Regions from separate parts of the Homo sapiens genome. Here region 1 is linked to region 2. Evidence: chromatin contacts called from ENCODE Hi-C or POLR2A ChIA-PET data. All regions are on one chromosome and are shown on one strand. Each heading gives the region's core, a stretch centred on a gene start or an enhancer-like site at or near the end of the contact. The rest is flanking DNA. Distances are from core to core; before and after follow the strand shown. Region 1 has its middle 160 kb from the start of GACAT2. Region 2 has its middle 150 kb from the start of NDUFV2.

What was found. A loop is a pair of places that touch in the nucleus more often than their neighbours do. ChIA-PET counts read pairs that join two places held with the same protein, here RNA polymerase II (POLR2A). Pooled maps may share reads with other maps.
Region 1: a loop to region 2 is called in a map of dorsolateral prefrontal cortex, with 11 times the contacts of the local background. The contact joins two enhancer-like sites. A Hi-C loop is called at or near these places in 6 of 168 maps with a recorded cell type or tissue (PC-9, dorsolateral prefrontal cortex, endothelial cell of hepatic sinusoid and 3 more) and 1 of 50 pooled maps. POLR2A ChIA-PET finds 5 or more read pairs at or near these places in 2 of 52 experiments (AG04450 and PC-9).

The regions. Positions count from the first base shown.
Region 1 is chr18:8,866,642-8,873,187 of GRCh38, reverse strand. No RefSeq gene overlaps it. Among named protein-coding and RNA genes, the nearest start is that of GACAT2, 160 kb to the right of the region's middle. Within about 2 kb of position 1,552, at least 2 of the 41 ENCODE cell types and tissues checked have a DNase peak (open chromatin) inside an H3K27ac peak, as active enhancers do; they include dorsolateral prefrontal cortex, where a contact is called at or near this core.
Region 2 is chr18:8,945,780-8,952,231 of GRCh38, reverse strand. No RefSeq gene overlaps it. Among named protein-coding and RNA genes, the nearest start is that of NDUFV2, 150 kb to the left of the region's middle. RefSeq lists an enhancer at 2,843-3,615. Within about 2 kb of position 3,436, at least 5 of the 41 ENCODE cell types and tissues checked have a DNase peak (open chromatin) inside an H3K27ac peak, as active enhancers do; they include dorsolateral prefrontal cortex, where a contact is called at or near this core.

The DNA.
Region 1 (6,546 bases), core at 303-2,802, 77 kb after region 2:
CCCTTACAATAGCATCAAAAAGAATGGAATACTTGGGTATATATTTAACAAAAGAAGTACAAAACTTAAATGCTCTGAAGACTACAAAACATTATTAAAAGAAGTTAAACAAGACCTAAATAAATAGAAAGACACCTCATGTTCAAGAATCAGAATACCTAATATTGCTAAGATGGCAACACTCCCCAAAAAGATCTATAGAGTCATTTAGTGCAATCTCCATCAAAATTCCAGCTGGGTTCTTTGCAGACATTGATAAAATCATCCTAAAATTCATATGGAAATGCAAGAGACTCAGAATAGCCAAAATTATCTTGAAAGAGAAGAACAAAGTTGGAAGACTCAATTTCCTGGTATCAAAACTTACCATAAAGCAATAGTAATCAAGATACTGTGTTAGTAGCATAAGGAGTGATATACAGACCAATGGAATACAATTGAGAGTCCAGAAATAAATCTTCAAATTTTCAGTCAATTGAATTTCAACAAGGGTGCCTAGATAACTCAATGGGGAAAAGAATAGTCTTTTCAATAAATGGTTCTGGGACAGCTGGATATCCACATGTAAAAGAATTAAATGGATGTCCTACCTCACACCATATAAAAAAATTAACTCAAAATGGATCAAAGCCTAATTGTAAAAGCTAAAACTATGACACTTGTTAAAAACAATAGATGTAAATCTTCATGACCTTGGATTAGGCAATAGTTTCTTAGATATGGCACCTAAAGCACAAGTAGCCAAAGAAAATACAGACAAATTGGACTTCATAAAAATCAAAAACTTTTGTGGTTCAAAGGAGACCATCAAGAAAGTCAAAAAAGGGCTGGGCACAGTGGTTCATGCCTGGGTCCCCACTACTCAGGAGGCTGAGGCAGGAGGATCACTTGAGTCCAGGAATTTGAGGCTGCAGTGAGCTATGGTTGTGCTACTGCACTCCAGCCTGGGCAACAGAGCAAGGCCCTGTCTCAAAAAAAAAAAAAAAAAAAAAAAAAAAGACAACCCATAGAATGGGAGAAAATATTTGCAAATTGATATCTAGAATATACAAATAACTGTTAAATATCTAGAATATACAAATAATTATAATACGACATACAACCCAATTAAAAATGGGCAATGGATCTGAATAGACATACTCCAAAGAAAATATGCAAATGAACAATAAACACATAAAAAGATGCTCAATATCATTAGCCATCAGAGAAATGCAATCAAAAGCACAATGAGATAAAACTTCACACACTAGGATAGCTATAAGCACAAAGACATATAATAAAATGTGTTGGCTAGGATAAAGAGAACTGGAGTCTTCATATATCATTAGTGGGAATCTAAAATGGTGCAGCCTCTGTGGAAAACAGATTGGCAGTTCCTCAAATTGTCAAATATAGAATTACCATATGGTCTAGCTATTCTACTCCTAGGAAAATACCCAAGAGAAATGAAGACATATGTCTACATAAAAACTTGTAGATGAATGTTCACAGTAGCATTATTCATAGCCTTGGGGCTAGATGACTACTTACAAGATGGCTCACTTGCAGGACTGGCACATTGGTGGTGGCTGTTGGCTGGGAGCCCAGCTGGGGCCATGGGCCTGAGGACCTGGGTCTCCTCTCCGTGGACCTCTCCATGAGCTGTTGAGCTTCCTCCCAGCAGGATGACTGGGCTCTGAGAAGGAGGAGCACCCCAGGAGACAGCAAGTAGAAGCTGCTGGTTTCTTAAGGTCTGCATCCAGAAGCTGGTACCATAACTTCTGTTGTACTTTATTGGGTAAAGCAGTCACAGAGCCCAGATTCAAGGGCAATGGACCCCAACTCTTGATGGAAGGAGTGTTAAAATTTTGATAACATGTTTTATAACTTTCGCACCCCATGGTGATTTTCAGAGCTGGGATTGAATCTAGTTATGTCTGACTTTAGAGTTCAAAATCTTAATTCTGCTTTGCATTTTAAGTAGGAGGGGTGAGAGACCCTGGGATGGAAAAATGGACAGGCTATTTCAAATAGAATTAGTTGGTATTGAAAGGGGTGCTTGTTATGGCTACGCTACCCTGCTCATAAACCAGATCATTTTGAAAAAAGTGCTTGCAGTATTTATGGCAAATTTCAATGATGTCACTTTAATGCTGAGTTTCTGGAGGTGGGAAGGCTGCTTATATCAGAGATGAGGCTATTAAAGAACAAACAGGAGATGGGCTTGTTTTCCTTTTAGCAACAGATCTGTGGCTAGGAGTCACCATTAGTGGAAAGAGCTCTGTCTTTGCCTTGGTTCAGGCAGAGAAGAGCATTCTCTTTACTGTGGACATGCCTTAACTCAACACCGTGTAACTCAGCAGGGCTTTAATACTTGGGCTACAATTAAGCCACTCAAAACCCCATTATTCCACCTGACAGATGGGCATGTGTCAGCATGATTCAAACTTGGTAGCACATCAAAACGGGGAGTCAGGGCTTCATTCAGCGGTTGGTGTTAAGCTGCAAATAGAATCCAGCCTCTTTTTTTATTCTATTCTGTTAGTGTTTCCAAAAGTTGCTGCCCACAGGATGGGGAAATTCCAGCCACCGCCCACATTTGGTTTAGAGATCTTGGATTTTGATACCGTAGAGATGAAGATGTGCATAAGTCACAGCTGCTAAAAGATGGGTCTAAGTGAATACAACATGGCAAATAGGATCTTGTTGCGTGGATAATAAGAGATTTTCCTGAGTGAACCTGTGTGGAGGGACTGGAGCCTCACCATGGAAGTGACCTAGTGAGTAGGTCCAGGGATGCATTGTCTTCCAATGGTACCCATTAATAAGGAGAACATAGCCACCTTTGCTAACCATAAAGCTTATTTTCTAGAATAAGACATCCTTACTGGGATTTCCAAGAGCCGTGATCCTGGAACCACACTGGGATGACCCCCTCCCAGTGCAGCACGACACAGGCTGTATCTATCCAAATGCTTCCTCCAGGTCCTCATCCTTGGAGTGGTCCAGCTTAAAGTGCTCTGTGAAGATAATTCGCAGAGTGGCTGCAGTCTTTGGGAGAAGGATGACGGTCTACAGACAGTTCTGTTACAGGAATAACCAAGAAAACTACTTTATGGGATGACTGGCAAGGGGTTGTGTCCCTAGGATTAGGAAGGATGAGGAATCTGGCATAGGACAGAACGGTCTGTCAGATGGCCCTGTGACAAGGTTTTTCCTTTTACTGTGCCCTGTTCTGAGTGACCAGGGAACTACCAAGGAATATTCCCAGAGTCTGTACCTGGCAGAGCTGATGGTGCAGTTCGCTGCAGACTTGCACAGGCTGGAACTCTTCCACCTCTAATGGACCAGACACCATTAGCACCATTGATCTCTGGCCAGGATGCAGACTGAACCCCTCCCTGGCTGATTTATGAGAAAGGTACCGAGACAAGAGCATCGACAGACTGGCTCCTGGGGTGTGGTCCAGGCTGTGGCTGGAATCCTTTCAACACCAGCCTTCCATCAGGAGCGGAGACCTCAGAAGTGAAGAAGAAGAAAAAAGCAGAGAAGTCGAGGCCGACAATTTGTCATCAGTTGGTAGTCTGAAGCAGCATAGGTAGAAAAAGCAGCCTGGAGGTTTAGGAGGACAAAGCTGGTAGAATGAGGACCATCAGAAGAGCAAAGGTTTAGGTGAGCAGTTTATCTGGAGAAGTCAGGGTCAAGAGTAAAAGCTTAAAGGCATCTGGTGGCCTCTGCCTTCCCACTCCTTGCAGATGGGGACTTGCCTGTCATTTTCAGATCCAGCTCTGAAGAATTCCTGCATCAGTCCTCACTGAGAAGACAGCATTTTAGCAGTAAGCTCAGCCTCTGACCCAGGGGATTTAGAATTGTCAGTGTTCTGGGATATAGAGGCCTGGTCACAGTGGGCAGACTCCCTCTTCTCTCTCAGGTATGATTCTCCTTTGCTGTAGTCCTGGGTCCTGCTCTGCTGGCCCGAGCCCCAAAATAGGTATGCTCTGTGCTGCCAAATTGGCCTTGTATGTGACTTTGTGCCTTCCGTCTAACCTTCTGTCTGATTATGCTACCCAAGGCTTCTGAATCCTACCCTATGGGGGCTTGTAACCTGCTGCCTCCCATCAGCCTCCCATCTCCAGGCATTCATAGATCCCTGGGGGCCCTGTGGTGGTAAGAGGTATGTGCTGACTGTTACCCCCTCTGCCTGGCTGGCAGCTGGATTGCAGCCTGCAAGATCCTGAGCTGAGGACCCAGTCTGCTGTGACCAGGCCTTTATATCCCAGATCACTGACTTAATTCTAAATCCCCCAAGTCAGAGGCTGAGATTGTTGCTGAAATGCTGTCTGCTCAGCAAGGACTGATGTGGGAACTCTGCCAGGCTGGATCTGAAGGTGACAGGCAAGCCCCACCTTCCATAGACTCCCAACCCTTGGACACTGTGAGATAATAAACACAGGTTGTTGTAAGCTGGTAAATATCTGATAATTTGTTATCCAGCAATAGAAAAAGAGCCACCATATTCGAGCTTTCTGCTGCCTCCTCTGGCCAGGCTGTCTTGTTTGTATGTGACCTGGTCCCCCCAGTGTCATGTTCTATCCTCCCAGGGCAGAATGTCCTTCCAGCAGCTGCTCTGGAGTCTGGCTGGCGGGACTTGCGTGCCTCAGTGGGTGAGCTCTGCTTCAGACGGAGGACCCTGCTTCCCAGGCTGCCTTCCCCTCTGTTTGGGCTGAGATGAGACCCAGAGCATGACAATGTCCTCAGAGGAATGTAGCAACTCATCCCCTAGTGGTTTCAGGAACACAATAGTAGATCATGCTTAGATCTCCAAGCCTCCTGCTGGTATTGCTCTTGCCACCCAAGTTCTAAACGGATTGAGAAAAGACAAAGGAGTTGGCAGACAGAGACCAACCTAGCACCTTTCCTACTGATGAGGATGGTATGTGAGGAAGAGGGTTAGATCTATAGGCATGGGGGCATCCGATCACAACAGCCCAGCACCAGGCAGGCCCCAGCCCAGGCAGCAGGCACGGGGAATGTGGAGCAGAAGGTGGGCTTCCTCAGCGGGGCTACTCCCAAGCAGATGGAGACAGCAAGGGGCTGGATACACGAGGCTCTCCCTCATGGTGGAGGCCACTCCACTTTTGCTGAGCAGAAGTGAGGAAGACCAGACGTCACAATGGCCTGTTTGTTAAGATTGTTTCTGCACGGAAGAAAATACCAGGAGCAAAGAGGCATCTCCCCTGACATCCACTATTGGTAAAGGGGAGAAGCCTCAGATACATGATGAAGTCCTCTCTGGCTAACCTTGCAAAGCGGGGACAAACCATCCCACCCGCAGCTCAGCTGACAGGCTGGGCATGTTCAATTCCAATGAGAGTGGAGGCGAAGCCAAAATGGCAACAAAACACACCAGTAGATACACTTACTGAGCACATAGTTCTTAACCTAATTGAGCGGTTTGGTCAGAGATTTCCTGGTGAGGGGAATGTCTATTAGTTACACAGTACCAATTCTTTAAAAAAAAAGTTGTGGTAACATATATGTTATTTTATATGATATAAAATTTACTATTTAGCCATTTTAAATGTACAGTTTGGTGACAATAAATACATTCACACTCTTGTGCAAACATCACCACTATTCATCTCCAGAACTTTTTCATCTTCCCAAAGCAAAACTGTATCCATTACACACCAACTCCCCGTTCCTCCCTCTAGCTCCTGGTAACCACCAATCTACTTTCTGTCTCTATATGTAGATTGAGCTACTCATATGTCTGAGTCAGTTCAGGCTGCTATATAACAAAACTACTATAGATTAGGTAGCTTAAACAACATATATTTATTTTTCACAGTTTGGGATCTGCCCCCAGCCTGCATTCATATGGACCAAATACAGAGTAGACTTTCACAGGATTTAGGTTGTCTGGCCAGTACATGTGGTAAAAATTGCTCACTGTCAATATTACCCTCAGAACCCTTAAATCACCCCAAAATTACACTGAGTGACGCCGCTCAGTGAGTCAATCACCACCAGTTTCCCCACCTGCGTGGCAACTGCTGTTTTTTTCCCCCTTGAGTTGAGCATTGGATGCAGCGGTTGACTTGTGTTTAGAGGCCATTTTATATGAAAAATTTGAACCTGTATCAACAAAATCACCTTCAGGATGGCAAGATGCTCACCAGGTGGGCTGCCCTAGATGCTGAGACTGTCCTTGAGGACAGCAGAGCCCTAGCTCCACTCCCTGCTTGTGCCAAGGCACAGGCCCACTGGGTGCAAGAGGTAGGTGGCAGGTGCTGTGACGTGGTCTTTTCTCACTCTCTGCAGGTCAAAATGGGTTTAATTTGCATATTCCCTCTTAAAGGGCATATAATGTGGCTCCACTCTCAGCCACAGGCAGCTGGTGGCAGCTGGTTTTCCTCCTGGTTCCAGGGTCTTTCTTGGTCTACCTCTGCCTTGCTCCTCTTTGGCCCCATTGGCTGGGAGCACCTTTGCTTTCTGACCTCAATGTGGCTTTTGGTGTTGGCTCCACTCCTGGATTAACAGCTCCCAGTGATTTGGCTTCTGGAT
Region 2 (6,452 bases), core at 2,187-4,686:
ACCATCCCCTAGGGTTCTGTCCCAAGTGTTGAAGTACTGTCATTAAAGATTCATCCTCAGGTTGAAAGCTTAAGCCCTGCGAAAAGCCAAGTGCCCCAGGGAACCCCTCATATTAAATCATGGACTGTGAACCCCTTGGTTTGAGTGCACTAACGAGCTCCTTCCCAAAGCACATCCTCTAAGAAGGAGCCCTGGAAAGAATGGAGCTGGGCCAAGGCAGGAGGGTTTTCCAGAGAAGAGTGGAGAAGGGCAGATGAGCAGGGCGGTGCAGGGGTGCAGCAGGATAGGACAGGGGCTTCCAGGTGGAGAGTTTGTGGTCCTGAAATGCAAGAGACTAAGGGAAAGGACCTTTGTTGAGCTCTTATTCCATGCCAGCGACTACACAAAATGGTTTCTATGTATTTTTATCTGCTTTGGTTTCCTCTGTCCCCTGGGAAGTTAAGTACATGTTTCCTTTGCAGGTGAAGACTGCACCAGTCAAGGTGGTTAAGTGACTTCCTGTATGGCAGATGCAACTGACAGCAGTAACTTAAGCACACCCTGAGAATGACCCTGTGGTCTAAGAAGAATGTGTGTCTGGGAGTGGCCAACCCAGAGACTCACTCCTTATCTATGAGGGACATCCGAACCCCTGGTCCATTCCTTGGAACACAGGTGTACAGGGGATTGAAGCCTTTGTTTTGGTTTAAACAGAGGTTGATAGATGGAGGGTGGGAAGTGAAAATTGCCATATAAACTGCATGCTTTTTCAAACAATAGCAGTTCTCATGTCTAGCCCCCCGTTCCTGGACTGCCCCGTATGTGGGTCCTCAATCAACAGTCTGGTCTACTAGCTCTGGATCTCTTCTTCAGCCTCTCGGACAGGGCACCATCCCTATTGGAATCAACAGGGGTCCAGCACAACACTTCCCCAGAATCATACAGCTGGGGTGTAATGGAGCCATGATCTGAACCCAAGTCTACTTCTAAAACACTTACTGTCCCACCAACTAAATTGGCCTGGGCCTCTAAGTCAACTCTAATAGAGTTGGGATGAGTTGCTTCTCACTAGACCTATTGCTTCTTTCTAGAACTTCTGTCCCTGAAGGGGCAGAAGGGAAGCATTACCAGGCACCTGGAATTGTGTTGGCCACTATCTTAGTCTGTTCCTGCTGCTATAACAAAATGCCTGAGGCTGGGTCATTTATAAAGAACAGAAACTTACATCTCACAGTTCTGGAGGCTGGAAGTCCAATGTTAAGGCACCAGCTGGTTCAGTATCTGGTGAGGGCTGTTCTCTGCTTCAGGTGGTAAACCTACCACCACGTTGAGGATTAGGTTCCAACACCTGCATTTTGGAGGGAGGGACACAGTCATTCACACCATAGCACCACCTTCACATATCCCATACAATCCTCACATCAACCCAGCAAAGCAAGGACTATTATCCTTATGTTTACTTATTGTATCCATTTTTTTATGCTGCATAACAAATTACCGTAAACTCAATGGCTTAAAACAACACACATTTATTATGTTTCTGTGGGGCAGGTGTCTGGGCACAGCCTAGCTGGGTCCTCAGCAAAACTGCAATCAGGGTCCTGACCAGGGCTGCGTTCTCATCTCGAGACTCCCATGGGTAAGGGTCTCCATCCAAACTCACCAAGGCTGTGGAAAGATGTAGACCTCAGGGTAGCTGGCTTCTTCAAATCTTTCAAACAGACCAAGTCTTATATAACTACATAATCCTGAGAGTCACACTGCATCACGTTGGTCATATTCTGTTGGTTAGGAGCAAGTCACAGGGGTCATGGGGCCACCTTAAAGTCTATGCAATACACATACGCACATGTGCAGAAACTTAACCTCAGCTAGATGCTCATTTCTTTCAGTGCAGTTAGATGTCATGACGGGATGGAGATGGCGTGATGCTGAGGAAACTTTGACTGTGGTGTTCCTTATGTGCATGTCCTTTTCCAAGGCCTGGGGAGGGGCCCGTGGGTGGACCTAAGTTTTGTCCCTGAAGCTTGTGCATATATGCAAAATAACAAACATAAAAACTGCTAGGGCCCCTCCCAGGGCTTACAGGTGACAGGCCTTACAGCTTAGGTTTCTTGGTAAATCTGCCCCCTGTGGACGTGTCATCACTATTATTCGAATTTCTCTGGGGTATCATTTAGTCTATTACAGGATCTGGAAAATAGCAATCATTCAAAAGACTGCACATCCCTAAGTCAGCAGCGGCACTCTCTCAGTGCGACCTCTTCTCCCGCAGTTTGCTTCCCGCACCTCCCCCCTCCTCTGCCACGCTGGCTCTTGGTGCCACCTGGTTGGGAGTGGTGCCGCGGCCTCTGTTTCTCCCACTCCCTCAGCCCTCACCTTTCTGTTTTCTTCTCAAACCAGCTAGGTGTTCACAGAACCAACTCCCAAGCTCATTTTTTCTTAGTGTTGTACCCATCTGGCAAAAACCCCATCCCAGATGAGACAAGAAGTATCATATATGTGTGTCTGTGTGTCCGTGTGTGGGGGTCTGTGTCTGTGTTTCTGTGTGTATGTGTGTTTGTGTGTCTGTGTTTCTGTGTGTCTGTGTCTGTGTGTGTGTGTGTGTGTGTGTGTGTGCATACTTTCTCTCTGCTCCAGGAGAGCCACACCCCAGCGCGCAGGTCCTGCCATGCTCAGGGGGTGTGATATTCCCCCCTCGCTGTGTCTGTGGCCCCCCTCGCCCTCTCACTCTCCAGAGGACCCATCGCGCTGTCCCTCTCCTGGCTCTCAGCTGCCCGCTCCTCCTCCTCCCTCTCAGCCGATGACTGAGCATCCCACTTCACAGAGAAAATAGAAGCTACCAGATGGCTGTGCCTGTCTTTCTCCTACCGTGTCTGCGAGCCCGCTTTCACCCTCCACATCCTTGCCTTCCTCTGGGGAGAAGTGGCTAACTCCACACCAGGCTCACTCTCCACCTGCGCTCTGGGCCTCCCTGCCCCACCCCTGCTGCCTTCTCGGAAATCTCACTGTATGGATTAGCCCTTTTCCCCTTTGAATGATCTATTTTATCTTTATATCTACCCCCTCCCCCCGCAAAGGACTTTCTCATCGGTTTTTAGACATCTGGAAACCAAACCAATCAGAGTCAAAGGAGAGGAAGGGAAATTGACTCTGAGTTGTCCCTCCACACCCCTCACCCCTGCAGCTCCGCCCTGTCTCTTTCCACCTCTACACAGCCAAGTTTCTGGAAACACTTGATAATAGGCACTGTCTTCGTTTTCTCACTTTATATTCATTCTTCAAGGACTCCACTTCTGTGATGCATTGGTTCAGCTTTGTTTAGGTGTCCTGTCATTACTAAATTCCGGAAAGGTTCGTTGTCTCTTTCAGCCTCATCTGACACTGCCAGCCTAACCACTCCCTCTTTCAAACACTGGCCTTCCTTGCCTTCTGAGGAAGATACTGTGGGCTGACTCATTCAGCATTCATTCTATTCCTGCTTTGCATACCTTCCTGGCAGTGGAGAGAAAGCTAAAAATGACATTTTCCATATTCCCTCTCCACTGTTTCCAGTTGAGGTTTCAATTCCACCCATCAGGCGCCCTCTCTGGGACTGTCATTTGAAACTGAGATGCTGGGCAGGGAGGCAGGGCTGGAGGCATCACTTTTTGCTGCTGTGCATCGCAGCAGGGCAGGAAGGTTCTCCAGCCAAGAGCAGGGATGTAGCTTCCAGATCGATGACTCCCTGATGATGGCAGAGGCAGCAGCTCCTCTGACACTTATTCCTGGAAGCTCAGCCTAGCCTCTGTGTCCTTGCTTTTCCCAACAATTCTATGAATTGCTAGTGACTTTAAATACATGTCTTTTATTTAAATTAGCTAGAGTGTATTCTGTTGTCTGAGACAGCATTGATCAAAGCAATGACCGTAACACAGCACTACCTTCCTCTTCTTGAGCCTCATGGCTCCTCCTCCTATTGGTGGCTTTCCGTCTGGCCATGTATTGAAGCAGTCCTCATGGCCCCGTCCTCACCTCCTTCCTTGTCTTCTTGTCTTTTCTCCTACGCTCGACATTCCTATCCATATTCATGCTGCAGTCAGCACTAGATAAAATGATGCAGGGATGCTACGTCCAGCCAAACCACCTTTCTGTAGGCCACTCAATTTGTGGCAATTTGTTAGGGCAGCAATGGAAAACTAATACACTGGTAGAAACTAAGTGTTTAAGAAACCAATGTATTGGTTTTCTATTGCTGCCCTAACAAATTGCCACTAATTTAGTAGTTTAAAACGATATCCATCGTTATCTCACAGTTTTGTAGGTTCAAAGGGTGGGTGCAGTGGGGCTCAGCTGGGTCCTCTGCCTAGAGTCTCACAAAGCTGAAATCAAGCTGTCAGCAGGGGAGCATTCCATTCGAGGCTCTGCGGGTGAATCTCTGCCAAGCTCACTCAGGTTGTTGGTAGCATTTGGTTCTTTGTGGCTGAAGGACTGAGGTCCCTGTTTCTTTACTGGCTGTCAGCCAGGGCCTTTCACAGCTCCTTAAGGCCATCTGCATTCCTTGTCACGTTGCCCTTTCCTTCTTCAAACCACCGATGGTGTATTGAGTCTTTCTCATGCTATGAATCTCTCTGGCTTCACCTTCTGCCTTTTTTTTTTGAAACGGAGTCTTCCCAGGCTGGAGTGCAGTGGCGCAATCTCAGCTCACAGCAAGCTCTGCCTCCTGGGTTCACGCCATTCTCCTGCTTCAGCCTCCCAAGTAGCTGGGACTACAGGTGCCTGCCACCACGCCTGGCTAATTTTTTGTATTTTTAATAGAGACAGGGTTTCACCATGTTGGCCAGGATGGTCTTGATCTCCTGACCTCATGATCTGCCCGCCTCGGCCTCCCAAAGTGCTGGGATTACAGGTGTGAGCCACCACGCCCAGCCTCCTTCTGCCTTTTTTTCTGATTGCAGTTGGAGAAATTTCTTTGCTTTTTTGTGTTTTTGCTTTCTTTTTTTTTGAGACAGAGTTTCACTCTGTCGCCCAGGCTGGAGTGCAGTGGTGCAATCTTGGCTCAGTGAAACCTCTGCCTCCTGGGTTCAAGGGATTCTTGTGCCTTAGCCTCCCAAGTAGCTGGGATTACAGGTGCCCAGCACCACAGTCAGCTAATTTCTGTATTTTTAGTACAGATGGGGTTTTGTCATGTTGGCCAGGCTGGTCTCGAGCTCCTGGCCTCAAGTGATCCTCCCGCCTTAGCCTCCCAAAGTGCTGGGATTACAGGTGTGAGTCATCGTGCCCTGCCTGTTTTTGCTTTCTTAATTCCTTTTTTTTTCTTTTTTTTGCAATTTTTTTATTGAGACAAAAACTCACATAACATAAAATGCATCATTTTAAAGTGTACAATCCCATGGATTTTAGTATATTCACAATGTCGTGCAACCGTCACCATTGTCTAATTCCAAATCATTTCTATCACTGCAAGAGGAAACCATGGAAACCGTAAGCAGTCACTTTTCCCCTCTGCCTGTTCCCTGGCAACCACTCATCTATTTTCCATCTCTTCGAGTTTGCCTATTTTGGACATTTCACTTGAATGGAATCATTCGCTATGTGACCTTCACTCTCTGGCCTCTTTCACTTAGCATAATGTTTTTAAGGTTCATCCCTGTTGCAGCATGAATCAGCACTCCCTTCTTTTTTATAACTGAATAATATTCCATTGTATGGATGTACCACAGTTTGTTGATTCATTCATCGGTTGATGGTTATTTGGGTTGTTTATATTTTTGGCTATTGTGAATAATGTGGCTATGAACATTCATGTGCAGATATTCGTGTGAACATACATTTTCAATTTTTTTGAGTATATATGTAGGAATTGAATTGCTGGGTGCTATGGTAACTTCATGTTCAACTTTTTGAGGAACTGCCAAACTGCTTAAACTGTTTTTAACAGTGGTTGCATCATTTTACATTCTTCCCAGCAATGTATGAGGGTTCCATTTCTCTACATTCTTGCCAACATTTATTATTTTCCTTTAAAAAAAATTACAGTCATCCTAGTGGCATCTCACTGTGGTAGTGAAGTGGTATCTCACTGTGGTTTTAATGTGCCTTTCTCTAGTGAGTAATAACATAAGCATCTTCTCATGTGCTTGCTGACCATTTGTGTAGCTTCTTTGGAGAAATGTCTATTCAAGGCTTTCACCCTATTTTTGAATGGATTTTTGTCTTTCTATTTCTGAGTTGCAAAAGTTCTTTGTATATTCAGGATACATAGTTTCCAGTAAGTGTTGTTCAATAATTCAATAATGAGCTATTATTGTAACCATAATAGGTTTGTTGCCTGATGCGCACAGCAAGTCAATATGCCAAGACATCAGTTTGCAGCAGAGGAAGAGGTTTAATTACAGAGCCACCTACTAAGGAGATGGGAAGGAACCTTAAATCCAACTCCATGAAGAGTTTTGGACTAGGGTTTTTAAGGGTTTGGAGTGGGACAAAATGTG